Regions from separate parts of the Homo sapiens genome. Here region 2 is linked to region 1. A link is a contact called in ENCODE Hi-C or POLR2A ChIA-PET data. All regions are on one chromosome and are shown on one strand. The core of a region is the stretch at or near the end of the contact, and the rest is flanking DNA. Distances in the headings are between cores, read along the strand shown. Region 1 has its middle 58 kb from the start of GPR135. Region 2 overlaps DAAM1 (dishevelled associated activator of morphogenesis 1).

Region 1 (6,313 bases), core at 2,189-4,688:
ACAGCAAATGTTGCTGCCTGATTGTTCCTCTGGAAGTTTCATCTCAGAGGAGTACCCGGCCATGTGAGGTGTCAGTCTGCCCCTACTGGGAGGTGCCTCCCAGTTAGGCTACTCGTGGGGTCCAGGACCCACTTGAGGAGGCAGTCTGTCTGTTCTCAGATCTCAAACTCCATGCTGGGAGAACCATTACTCTCTTCCAAGCTGTCAGACAGGGACATTTAAATCTGCTGAGGTTTCTGCTGCCTTTTGTTCGGCTATGCCCTACCCCCAGAGGTGGAGTCTACAGAGGCAGGCAGGCCTCCTTGAGCTGCGGTGGGCTCCACCCAGTTTGAGCTTCTGTGCTGCTTTGTTTACGTAGTCAAGCCTCAGCAATTGTGGGTGCCCCTCCCCCAGCCTTGCTGCCACCTTGCAGTTCGATCTCAGACTGCTGTGCTAGCCATGAGCGAGGCTCCGTGGGCGTAGGACCCTCTGAGCCATGCGCGGGATATAATCTCCTGATGTGCCGTTTGCTAAGACCGTCGGAAAAGTGCAGTATTAGGGTGGGAGTGACCCAATTTTCCAGCTGCCATTTGTCCCCCCTTCCCTTGGCTAGGAAAGGGAATTCCCTGACCCCTTGCGCTTTCCGGGTGAGGCGATGCCTTGCCCTGCTTCGGCTCACGTTTGGTGCGTTGCACCCACTGTCCTGCACCCACTGTCCGACATGCCCCCAGTGAGGTGAACCCAGTACCTCAGTTGGAAATGCAGAAATCACCTGTCTTCTGCGTTGCTCACACTGGGAGCTGTAGACTGGAGCTGTTCCTATTCGGCCATCTTGGAACCTCCCTTCCGGCCATATTGACAATAATAAGTTATCTAGGCTAGGCGCAGTGGCTCACGTCTGTAATCCCAGCACTTTGGGAGGCTGAGGTGGGTGGATCACGAGGTCAGGAGTTCGAGGCCAGCCTGGCCAACATGGCGAAACCCTGTCTCTAATAAAAATACAAAAATCAGCCAGGCATGGTGGTGGGTGCCTGTAATCCCAGCTACTTGGGAGGCTGAGGCAGGAGAATCACTTGAACCTGGGAGGTGAAGTTTGCAGTGAGCTGAGATCATGCCATTGCACCCCAGCCTGGGTTACAAGAGCAAGACTACATCTCAAAAATAAATAAATAAGTTATTTAAAGGAAAGTTCAGATGTGATTTGGAAGTAGGTTTGAAAAAGTTGTCAATAGGTGAGTTCAGATGGCAATTATTTCCCAGTCTGTCTCTTGACTGGGTACAAATTTTTGGACAATTAAAGGGATTCCTTAGGTGTCATTTTCTCATTCTTGGCATTTTAGTTAATTTTCAAAATAAATTAGTATAAAAAACAAAATTAAAGGATCTAAGGGCTGGGCTGGATGATCATAATTGAGCTACCGGAGACTGAGGGTGCTTGGACTAGATTAGTGACATTTCAAGTTTTTCTTTAATAACAAAACCCTTGGTTCACACAGATCGCTTTTGCTTAAGCAGAAATGGGGACCCAGTGTCTTGCTTATCTGGCTCATCAGCCCTATGAAGACCCCAGATTAGTCATTTGCATCAGTTAGGACCTTCACTTGCAAACAACAGAATCTGACTTTGGCCAGTTTTCAAAATTGCTAGGAAAGCTGAAGAATTAAGCTTCAGAAAGGAAACCAGAATCAGGGAAGCTCCTGGGTTTGGAGACACAGGAACTAAAAGGGCAGTCTCTTCAGGAGTTGTCATCAGGACCAGACTTGGTGTTCCTCAGTGCTGATTGCCTTGCTTGGGTCACATGTCTATCCCTTGGTCTGGGGGTGTGGGACATTTTGATTGCTCATCTGATCAGGCAGGGGATGGTTAGCAGAAAAGAGGGATGTTAGGAGAATAAAAAATCAAGTGTCCAGTATAGTGCCTTTGAGGTCCCCTCCAAGCCCAGGATTCTATGGCTGTTCCATACTTCTACTGTTCAATCATTAAAGAATTCCCATTTGAGAACCAAAGTGATGCCTTGGCTCCAGAGAACTAGCTGCAGGCTCTGTTCTCATTTCAAGATTTAAACTTGTAAAATAGCAGCATTAACATAGAAGACAAAAAAAATTAAGGAGATAATGGCAGTTTCTTTTGTGGTTCTTTTTTATTCAGTATTTGTTAAGAGCCCAGAGTTCCAGTTAGATCACAATTAAATTATGTATGACCTCGATTAAATATCTTAATTTTCCTGAGCTTCTGTTTCCTCATCTGTAAAATATGACCAAAAATACTTCGTTGGGGGTTTTATTGGGTTGTTCTGTGGGAAATGCTTGTTTCAGTGCCTGGCCTTAATAAGTGGCAGTTAGTACTATTTTTCTGTAAAGGAATTCCCTCTCAAATGTTAATCATGGAAATTTATATGGTCATATTTTAATGAGCTCATTTTCATTAATTCACTGAAGCTTGGAGGCATGGGAACAGATATATATTCTTGGGTTCTCAACAACCAAGCCCAGGAGACTAACAAAATGAACAGTGAAAATTCAATGAAGCTACAGATTTGTGCTCTGTGAGCCCAAAAGTGTCTCACATGGATGTGTCCAGGTATGTAACTGGACACATTACATACCTGGACATTGCTGTATTCGACAGCAACTGGAGAACCATTATAGAAGATGCATTACAAGGCTCACTCTGAAGATTTACCCTAGCTTTTTCTGGAAAGGTTTCCTCCTTGGTGACTTCCATATAATGGCATGAATAGTATATTTCTGTAGAATTTTGATTATATCCTGTCTATTCTCTGTCCTTTGGCAAACTGGAGTGGTTGCTATGACTCCCTGGTACATCATTGTGATGACTAAAGTAAAAATGAGTTTCAGGGCAAAAATGTGTACTGGGAATTGTGAAACCACATGCTTCCGCAAGCAACGCACTAACGGAGGATTTTAAAACAAAGAGTGACTGAAGTCTGGGGAGAGAATTTCACTCAGTTCATCACAAGCACTTTATTAAGAATGGGAAATAGGGAAAAGAGCTGTTTCTAATGCAGATTTACAAATTATCCTGGTGTTACCAGAATTATATCTGAGAGGGGGAGATTCCTGCCCCTTTGTCAACAGAGCATCCTTCCTGTGGAGATTGTGAGTTGGAAAGTCTGTCTTTCCCTACCAGAAACAAATGCCAGTATTCAGAAATTGAGTCAATCCTTCAGAAGTCTTCCATCTTATTATTTCTTAAACCAATGAACCAAAAGCATTTATTTACCACCTACCTTCCTTTTTATTCATCACCATGCTGCCTGCCTGAGCTCTCAGAAGAGAAGAGTGATTCCAACACTTATGGATTGTATATTCTACATGGGGAGACAAGATGTAAACACACAAAATATTAACGCCAAATAGAAATCCATTTGAAATGAAAACTCATTCCTGTGGCTCCCAGGCCTGTTAGAGCAGGATAGCTGGCAAAAATCCCTTGCTCAGCTGGAGGAGTTTTCCATCAGTAAGCTTATCTGTACCTAAAGGAACAGAGTCCAAATTTGTCAACAGATCACGTTTGAAGGAACAGGCAATTTGTTGAAGTCATTTCGGATGCAGGAAATCCTGTGTTTACTACCTAGGAAATACTACTAAAAATTTGGATTTTTTTTTCACCTTGTAACGCTCTTTTGAATTGAAATTTGGCAACAGAGCCACTGCTGATAAGAACGTGGCTCAGGAAATGACAACACAGTGATAGCAGATTATACACAATAGACCTTGCTTCTTTGTTTTCACTCTGGTTCTCAAAGATAGTTGATAGACTTCAATCCTTCCGGGAGTCCAGACACTCCCAGGTTCATTCCAAGCCCACATCTGTAGCACTAATGCTTCAGACAGGCATTGCCATCTCCCTGAAAATGTTTCAAGGACATAAAGAAATGTCTAGGAGTTGCTGGTATGATGGCTGAATAGGAACAGCTCCAGTCTGCAGCTCCCAGCAAGATCAATGCAGAAGGTGGGTGATTTCTGCATTTCCAACTGAGGTACCTGCCTCATCTCATTGGGACTGGTTAGACAGTGGGTGCAGCCTATGGAAGGTGACCCAAAGCAAGGTGGGGAGGTAGCCTCACCCAGGAAGTGCAAGGGGTCAGGGAACTCCCTCCCCTAGCCAGGGGAAGCCGTGAAGGATTGTGCTGTGAAGAATGGTGCATTCTGGCCTAGATACTACATTTTTCCCACGGTCTTCACAACCTGCAGACCAGGAGATTCCCTCAGGTGCCTACACCACCAGGGCCCCGGGTTTCAAGCACAAAACTGGGCTGCCGTTTAGGCAGACACCGAGCTAGTTGCAGGAGTTTTTTTTTTTCATTCGCCAGTGGTGCCTGGAATGCCAGTGAGACAGAACTGTTCACTCCCTGGGAAAGGGGGCTGAAGCCAAGGAGCCAAGTGGTCTAGCTCAGCAGATCCCACCCTCATGGAGCCCAGCAAGCTAAGATCCTTTGGCTTGAAATACTGTAGAACTTAAAGTATAATAAAAATAAAAAATAATAAAAAAAATTCTCATTGTCAGCACAGCAGTCTGAAGTCGATCTGGGATGCTTCACCCAAGTTGAAGCAGTGTGGGGCATTGCCTCACCCGGGAAGCACAGGGGGTCAGGGGATTTCCCTTTCTTAGCCAAGGGAAGCTGTGACTGTCTGTACCTGGAAAAATGGGACACTCCCGCCTGAATACTGTGCTTTTCTGATGGTCTTAGCAAATGGCACACCAGGAGATTATATCCCGTGCCTGGCTCAGTGGGTCCCATGCCCATGGAGCCTTACTCACTGCTAGTGCAGCAGACTGAGATCAACCTGCAAGGCAGCAGCCTGGCAGGGGGAGGGGCGTCCACCATTGCTGAGGCTTGAGTAGGTAAACAAAGCAGCTGGGAAAGTTCGAACTGAGTGGAGCCCACTGCAGCTCACCAAGGCTGGCTACCTCTGTAGACTCCACCTCTGGAGGCAGGGCATAGCTGAACAAAAGGTGGCAGAAACTTCTGCAGACTTAAATGTCCCTGTCTGTCAGCTCTGAAGAGAGCAGTGGTTCTCCCAGCACAGTGTTTGAGCTCTGAGAACGGACAGACTGCCTCCTCAAGTGGGTCCCTGATCCCCGTGTAGCCTGACTGAGAGACACCTTCCAATAGGGGCCAACTGACACCTCATACAGGTGGGTGCTTCTCTGGGACGAAGCTTCCAGAGGAAGGATCAGGCAGCAATATTTGCTGTTTTGCAATCTTTGTTGTTCTGCAGCCTCTGCTGGTGATACCCAGGCAAACAGCGTCTGGAGTGGACCTCCAGCAAACTCCAACAGACCTGCAGCTGAGGGACCTGACTGTTAGAAGGAAAACTAAAAAGCAGAAAGGAATAGCATCAACATCAACAAGAAGGAAATCCACACCAAAACCCCATCTGTAGGTCACCAACATTAACGACCAAAGGTAGATAAAACCACAAAGATGGGGAGAAACCAGAGCAGAAAAGCTGAAAATTCTAAAAACCAGAGTGCCTCTTCTCCTCCAAAGGATCACAACTCCTCGCCAGCAATGGAATAAAGCTGGATGGAGAATGATTTGATGAGTTGACAGAAGTAGGCTTCAGAAGGTCAGTAATAACAAACTTCTCTGAGCTAAAGGAGGATGTTTGAACCCATTGCAAGGAAGCTAAAAACCTTGAAAAAAAGATTAGATGAATGGCTAACTAGAATAAACAGTGTAGAGAAGACCTTAAATGACCTGATGGAGCTGAAAACCATGGCATGAGAACTACATGATGCATGCACAAGCTTCAGTAGCCGATTCAATGAAGTGGAAGAAAGGGTATCAGTGATGGAAGATCAAATTAATGAAATAAAGTGAGAAGAGAAGTTTAGAAAAAAAAAAAGAGTAAAAGGAAATGAACAAAGCCTCCAGGGAATATGGGACTATGTGAAAAGACCAAATCTACGCTTAATTGGTGTACCTGAAAGTGACGGGGAGAATGGAACCAAGTTGGAAAACACTCTGCAGGATATTATCCAGGAGAACCTCCCCAACCTAGCAAGGCAGGCCAACATTCAAATTCAGGAAATACAGCGAACACCACAAAGATACTCTTCGAGAAGAGCAACCCCAAGACACATAATTGTCAGATTTGCCAAGGTTGAAATGAAGGAAAAAATGTTAAGGGCAGCCAGAGAGAAAGGTCGGGTTACCCACAAAGGGAAGCCCATCAGACTAACAGCGGATCTCTCAGCAGAAACTCTATAAGCCAGAAAAGAGTGGGGGCCAATATTCAACATTGTTAAAGAAAATAATTTTCAACCCAGAATTTCATATCCAGCCAAACTAAGTTTCATAAGT
Region 2 (6,313 bases), core at 2,203-4,702, 100 kb after region 1:
ACTGAGGTGGGTGGATCACTTGAGGCTGGGAGTTCGATACCAGCCTGGCCAATATGGTGAAACCCCATCTCTACTAAAAATAAAAATAAAATAATAATAATTTTAAAAAAGTTAGCTGGGCATGGCGGCGCATGCCTGTAATCCTAGCTACTCAGGAGGCTAAGGCGTGAGAATCGCTTGAACCGGGAGGCGGAGGTTGCAGTAAGCCGAGATCGCACCACTGCACTCCAGCCTGGGCCACAGAGCAAGACCCTGTCTCAAAAAAAAAAAAAAAAGGAAAAAATTTGTCACTACTATTCTAGGTAACACCAGTCCAATCCCATACACTAATGAATACAACAAACATTAAATAAATTCACTCTACACCTAAAATTTATACAGAAACCTAGGCAGAAAAGGGCAGATAGGCCAAAATAGTTTATTGTGTTAGGTTATAACTCCATGATGTGTGGCATCCAAAAGAACTCTTATGTTAGAGAATAGGTGCCAACATAAGACCAGGTCCAAGCAACAGAGAAAGAGAAGCACAGAAGATGGAAGATGTAAAAATATTTGTGGGCGGCCTTGCTAGTAATTTCTGCTAACTTCCCCCTCTGGCTCATAACGGTGTAAACAGCATCTTCTCGAAGATGGCTACGATAAAGTGTGGAACAATCTGGAACAACCAAGGGTCGCAAACTTTTCCTGTAAGGAGCCAGACAGGAAATATTTTAGGCTTTGTAGACCACACAGTCTGTTGTAGCTATTCAACTCTGCTGTTGTGTAGTAAGAAATCAGCCACAGAGAACACTTGAATGAATAGGCAATGCCACATTTCAGCAACACTTTATTTACTAAAACAAGTGACTGGCCAAATTAGCCCACGGGCCATAGTTTGTCAACCCCTGTGTGCTAGATTAAGCTTGGCTCTCAAGAGGGCTGGATTACATCAAAATCCTAACTTGGTCACCAACTATTTTTCATGTATCAAGCTGCCGCTATAAATTAAGATAAGCTCATAAAGTGTTTGGAATTTGCCCAGTAACCTGAACTTTTTCTAGAGAAGCAGTGACCTACCATGCCTGTGAAGTGTACCTTCTTGCCAAGCTCACTGCTCCCTGAATCTATATTTAATCCTACTTTTTGAAAATAGCAAAGCATCATTAGGTCCTTTAAATCCTGATATTTGCCCCCAACTCTTTCCATCTGGCTCTTCCTTTTTGGGGGCAAAAAAGTAGTAGGAGATTTAAAACTTGGAGTTTGGAGATTGTTGCTTTCCTCATTCCCTCCAATACCTAACTTTAACCCCTGGTGGTGAGCAAAACTATATTCTATATCTGAAGCTTGCCAAAAGAAGGGCAATTGGTTTCAGAAAATAATTCCTGTGTTGTCACATTCCAAGATAGCCATGTGGTCCCTGGGACTGCCAATCCTGGTTACATTTTTTGGCCACTGCCACAATTATATATCAAGTACATCTGTTACCAAAATCCGGTTGGGCCCACACAAAGAATGATTACAGAACAGTGGCTTCTTCATCTGCCAGGAAATCCACCACCTCCTCCTAAGCCTCAGAATGTCAGTCATTTTTCTGGAAAGACTGAATGATGACTTGCAATAACAGTGGCTCTCACATGCAGCAGGAGAAATTATGGAAGAAAGAGTAAACCTTCTCCATTTTTCCTAATGTTTTAATAAAACATGTGCATGTTTTTAACCAAAGCCATCACAGGATTATATAACTGGTCTTTGACCCTAGAGACAACCTGGGCTGAGTTTCCTCTCACAGGGGTCCCTTATAAGGTTACCAGCAGGTGATCCATCATCTGCTCTTGAGAAGGCTTCCAGAGGTCCACAATCTTCTGGAACTAGCACTCTCATGAACTGTTAAAAAATTCACCGGACACTGAATTGACAGATGTCTCCTTGTAACTTCAAGCACTTGTTGGCTTTTGTTTGGTCCCTGGGAACTGCATGGAATAAGTTTAATCTCTCCTATGAACAATGACCCAGCAAATATTTAAACAATTTGAATAAAGTGATTATATCCTCCCCAAATCTTCCCTTTTACAAGCCAGAAATTCTCTACTGGCCATATAACACAAGTTTATCTTCCTCAATTCATAAACAAATCTCAAATTTTCTATAAGTTCATCATACCCTCATGTCCATTAATTGCAGGGATAACTTTAACAAACATAACTAAGCTCCTATAAAAGGACTATTTTCACATATTTGTATTAGTCATTCACAGTTCTATACAAACTCTACTGAGAGGGAAGATTTCTATCCAAAATGTCTCTCCAAGAAGAAAAAGAACAAGCTCTCACTCTCCTGATAGTCCTCACAGATAACATTTATGACTTAGAATAAAAGACACGTCATATTAAGTGGAGGGAAACTTGTTTAGTCCTTGCTTTATTAAGTATACATATTTTAACAAAGTTGGCCGTAAACTAAATAGCAAAATGGGTTTTCTCATTATAAGACTGAGGATGCTTCACATCTAAAACATAAATCTAGGTTAACAAAATTGAAACTACATGAATAGGACCTCGACTCGCCAGCTGTCAAGAAATTTGGGGGGACATTTAAGTCCCTTTAGAGCATTGTTTTTTACACCTCCAGATGACTTTTGCTATCTCCACTATTCTCCTGTATAACCATCCGTTCACATATCATAGGAATTTTTTCCATGTATGCATATGAAGCCTGATACCTCCTCTGACCCCCCAGGGCTCTGCTCCTTCCTTTTCTTTGGTTTATGCAGGTAGAAAGACTAGTTGAGCCAATACAAAATGCCACGTTTGCCCAGAGAAAGCCTCTTGCTACCATATCACGTATTCAAAAATAAAATATACTTGAAGATTTCAGATCACGTAGAATCAGTTAGCTCCCTCTTTATCAATTCTCTAAGTTTAAAATTCTGTATTGGTAAAGAATAATTTTTTAAAAGCATGGCATGAATCCATGTCAAATATTTTTTACTAAACTTGCTAATAAATGAGAGAACTAGGAAGATGTTACAACTGGTTCAAAGGAGAACCCAAGGAGTAGACTTATGATTAGCATCATGATGTTTGAAAGAGTTTACAAACAGATGCAAAACTGGCCAAGAGGGCAACAGTCAATTGTATCAGACTCAATTTGCATTTCATGGATAAGAACCATTGGAAGTGCTATCAGGTTTTTAAAAAAATAATTTACAGATTTGTGAAATAAGCTTGAGACAAAAGTAGAGATGACTCTTAAGAGTGCTATAGACAGGATATTTAGTCTATCTGATATTTACTCCATTTCACTATAACTGCAGCTTAGCAAAACAAAAGATGCATGACTAGTACTTCCTGGTTGAAGAAAACACAATCTATAAAGGTATAATGCAGAGGCCACACTGCATGACTAATACTCTGCTCCAGACTCCTCGCATCTAAATTACCTAAATGCCCAGGCTGGCCCAAAGCTCTTGCTCAAGAACACCTACCCCATTCTGACCATTACACCACAATTCTGTGTATTTCTGTTGCCTTGCCTAGGCTGCATGGTATGGTTTCTATCTGTGCATCACTGAGTCTCAAACTTCAGACCACTAAGCTCCTGACCATTCCATTCCACCTCCCTTGGAAGGGAGCACTTGGTCCTCTATCCCCCTCAGGAATTTGTTGGTTAAGTATTTGGGGTATTACTAAGTCTTCCTGCATTATTGATTAAAAAAAAAAAAGCTGTGAACTCAGTGAGGTTAGACCCTCCAGCCAGAAAAGAGGCTATACTCAACTGCTGCTCCCTAACAGTTTGGTTTAGAGCTGGATGCCATGTTAGAGTAACACACAGTCTACTAAATCTCCCAAAGACACGGCAGCATTTTAAAATCTAAATACTTGTGTAGACAGCCAAACTCTGTGATAGCATTAATACTATGCTGCTAAACATAAGGCTTCTCAAGGGCAGGATAGGAGCAGAATTGTTTTCACTAAGCTCATATCTACAATGCTGAATGGAATCTAAAAAGGCATTTGCTTTCCTTCTCATTCCTTTACTCATCTAACAAATATTTATTGAATTCTATTATATAATGAGCTAAGCACTATTCTGGGTGTTGGAATACATGAATAAAAGAACAAAGTTCCCTGCTCTCCTTGTGAGTGATCCCTGAGACAGACTTAGCAGTTCCTAGACTTACACATTTCTGAACTTTAGAGTTGAGAGGTTCTGAGAAGATTCCAAGTTTACTCCAACAATAGGTTCTAAGTCTTTGCAAGTATAGCTACAAAAAAGTATGCCTATTTAAATACTTCACTCTCTCTGGTCATCATGTTAAAAAAAAAACAACAGTCAAGTGTTCATTAACTCTCCTGCCTTTTAACTAAGCCCTGGTTTTTATCAATGGATCTCTAACTTCAAAGTAAAGATACAGTGCAAGCATTCCTGAACTCCCCTGGGAAAAAATCCTTTGAGACATTTCCTTGAGAGCACAAAATGTCACATTAATATTTTCCATATATCACAAACTTTATTTACACTGGTAAAAATCAGAGTTTCTGAATGGCCTGAATGAAATAGCACATAGCTATTATTTATGTCCTCCCCAAAATCACACACCCAGAAAAGCAAGAAAAGCAAGAAAAGAGTGCCACTTTACAGAGACCTAGTCACCCTGTGGGGAAGAGCAGCAAAGAGAAGAGCAACAATATCACCGCATTTCTGTAAGGGTTCAGGAGCCCTCTGCTCCAACACCCTCTTCTTTCCTGAACAAGCCTCAGCTGACTTTACAAGGAGTTGGGGGGTGGTTAGAGGGGATGTGGGGGAATACATTTTATGTGCACCTGGTATATCTGAGAAAGCAGCCACAACACTTAGCTAGAACTAAGAACTGAGATTTTACAGTCCACTTCCCAAACTATGAGACACTTACTTTATTTATTTTAACAAGTCATTATTTTGGCAAAGCACTTCACAGCATGGCATATGACTGAAGCCTAAAATTCTCAAGCAGTACAACTCCAACATCTGAAACCAATTTATATGACAACTCCCCCTCAGTTTCATGGCAAAGAAAAAGAAATATTCTCCAATTATTAGTTTCAGAAATGATACAACCCCACATTCCCCTGCAGGCAGGCACTGTGCCTATGACACAACAGTGTGCAATGACATAAAACAAATTATTCCTACATAGCTTGTTAAGAGCCAAATCTTTGATCCACATGTCACCATGGAGTGCTAAAGACCCAGGTACAATGTGGTCCAGTTGGTTTGTAAATTAACATATTTGGACACACAACGCTAAACCCTTATGTATCGTGCAAATTCAATCAGTGGTGTCAATGGCCTTTGCTGCCTCACATCTTGCTACCACATTTGTAGCTACCAGACCCACCTTTCAGAATGTCATAAAGTAGGTTTTGATGTTCTGTAACCAGCCCTTGGGAAAACAATCAAAGTGTGTTTATGATTTGCAATATAATGTTTAACACAAGGCTATAACAAGAGAGGACCCTTTGGAAAAGAGTAATTAAGCTAAAAGGAGAATCAGGGGTAACAGTAAGCACATAAAGGCATATGCCATTCAGGGATGCATCCTCAGAATGAGAAAAAAGTGCTAATGCAAGGTTAACTGTCCCTGAGGACAGTTAGGAACTGTATTCCTAATTTTAGACCACCATAAACTCTACAATGTACTCATGAATTAATGACAGCATTTTTGGCAAAAGAAAGAAACAAAAGCACTAGTTAGAAGATACCACTGTATCAGAAACATCTCAATATGGGACATAGGGAAGTACCTCTCAGAAACTGAAAAAACAAAATGCTTTTCCTTATGTATGGGGACAGATAAAAGGATACTACACAAGTCAATGTTGCTCTGTACCACGCTGAAGAATAACAGAATTTAAGACACTGTAACTTAAGGGTGGTATTCTTTGGTAGACTCTACTGTAACCCATTTCTAGTGCCACAAGTTACCAGGTTCCTAAAGTGTAAGGAATTTTGAGAATCCCAAATTATTAGTGGCACATTCTAACATACTAGAAGCTCAAAGCTTCTCTCTACTCTACAAAGAGGAGAAATTCTGAAATGCGCAAAGAATGGAATGATTCAATAGTACTAGGTGTGCTGGAGCTATTAGTGAAAAAATATATATAGGAAAGACACAGGAAACGTGTTTTTTGTTCCTCTTTGATATAGCTTCTAAAGGGGCCATTTCTTTCCATATTGATGTCTTTCATAATCCTATCTTCTGGAGTTGGAGTTGGTGAAGTCAGGCAGCCTTGGGGCAGTCTTTCTGTGAAAGTATGGGCCATACCATTTGGAGAGTCAGCCAAGAACCAGAGAG

Evidence for each region. Hi-C counts contacts between places; a loop is a spot of excess contacts on that map. ChIA-PET counts read pairs that join two places held with the same protein, here RNA polymerase II (POLR2A). Pooled maps may share reads with other maps.
Region 2: a loop to region 1 is called in a map of endothelial cell of umbilical vein, with 5 times the contacts of the local background. The contact joins two enhancer-like sites. A Hi-C loop is called at or near these places in 1 of 168 maps with a recorded cell type or tissue (endothelial cell of umbilical vein) and 1 of 50 pooled maps. POLR2A ChIA-PET finds 5 or more read pairs at or near these places in 4 of 52 experiments (A673, AG04450, BJ and 1 more).

The regions. Positions count from the first base shown.
Region 1 is chr14:59,403,961-59,410,273 of GRCh38, reverse strand. No RefSeq gene overlaps it. Among named protein-coding and RNA genes, the nearest start is that of GPR135, 58 kb to the left of the region's middle. Within about 2 kb of position 3,438, at least 5 of the 41 ENCODE cell types and tissues checked have a DNase peak (open chromatin) inside an H3K27ac peak, as active enhancers do; they include endothelial cell of umbilical vein, where a contact is called at or near this core.
Region 2 is chr14:59,304,075-59,310,387 of GRCh38, reverse strand. All of the region lies in intron 3 of DAAM1 (dishevelled associated activator of morphogenesis 1), which reads right to left. Among named protein-coding and RNA genes, the nearest start is that of DAAM1, 120 kb to the right of the region's middle. Within about 2 kb of position 3,452, at least 7 of the 41 ENCODE cell types and tissues checked have a DNase peak (open chromatin) inside an H3K27ac peak, as active enhancers do; they include endothelial cell of umbilical vein, where a contact is called at or near this core.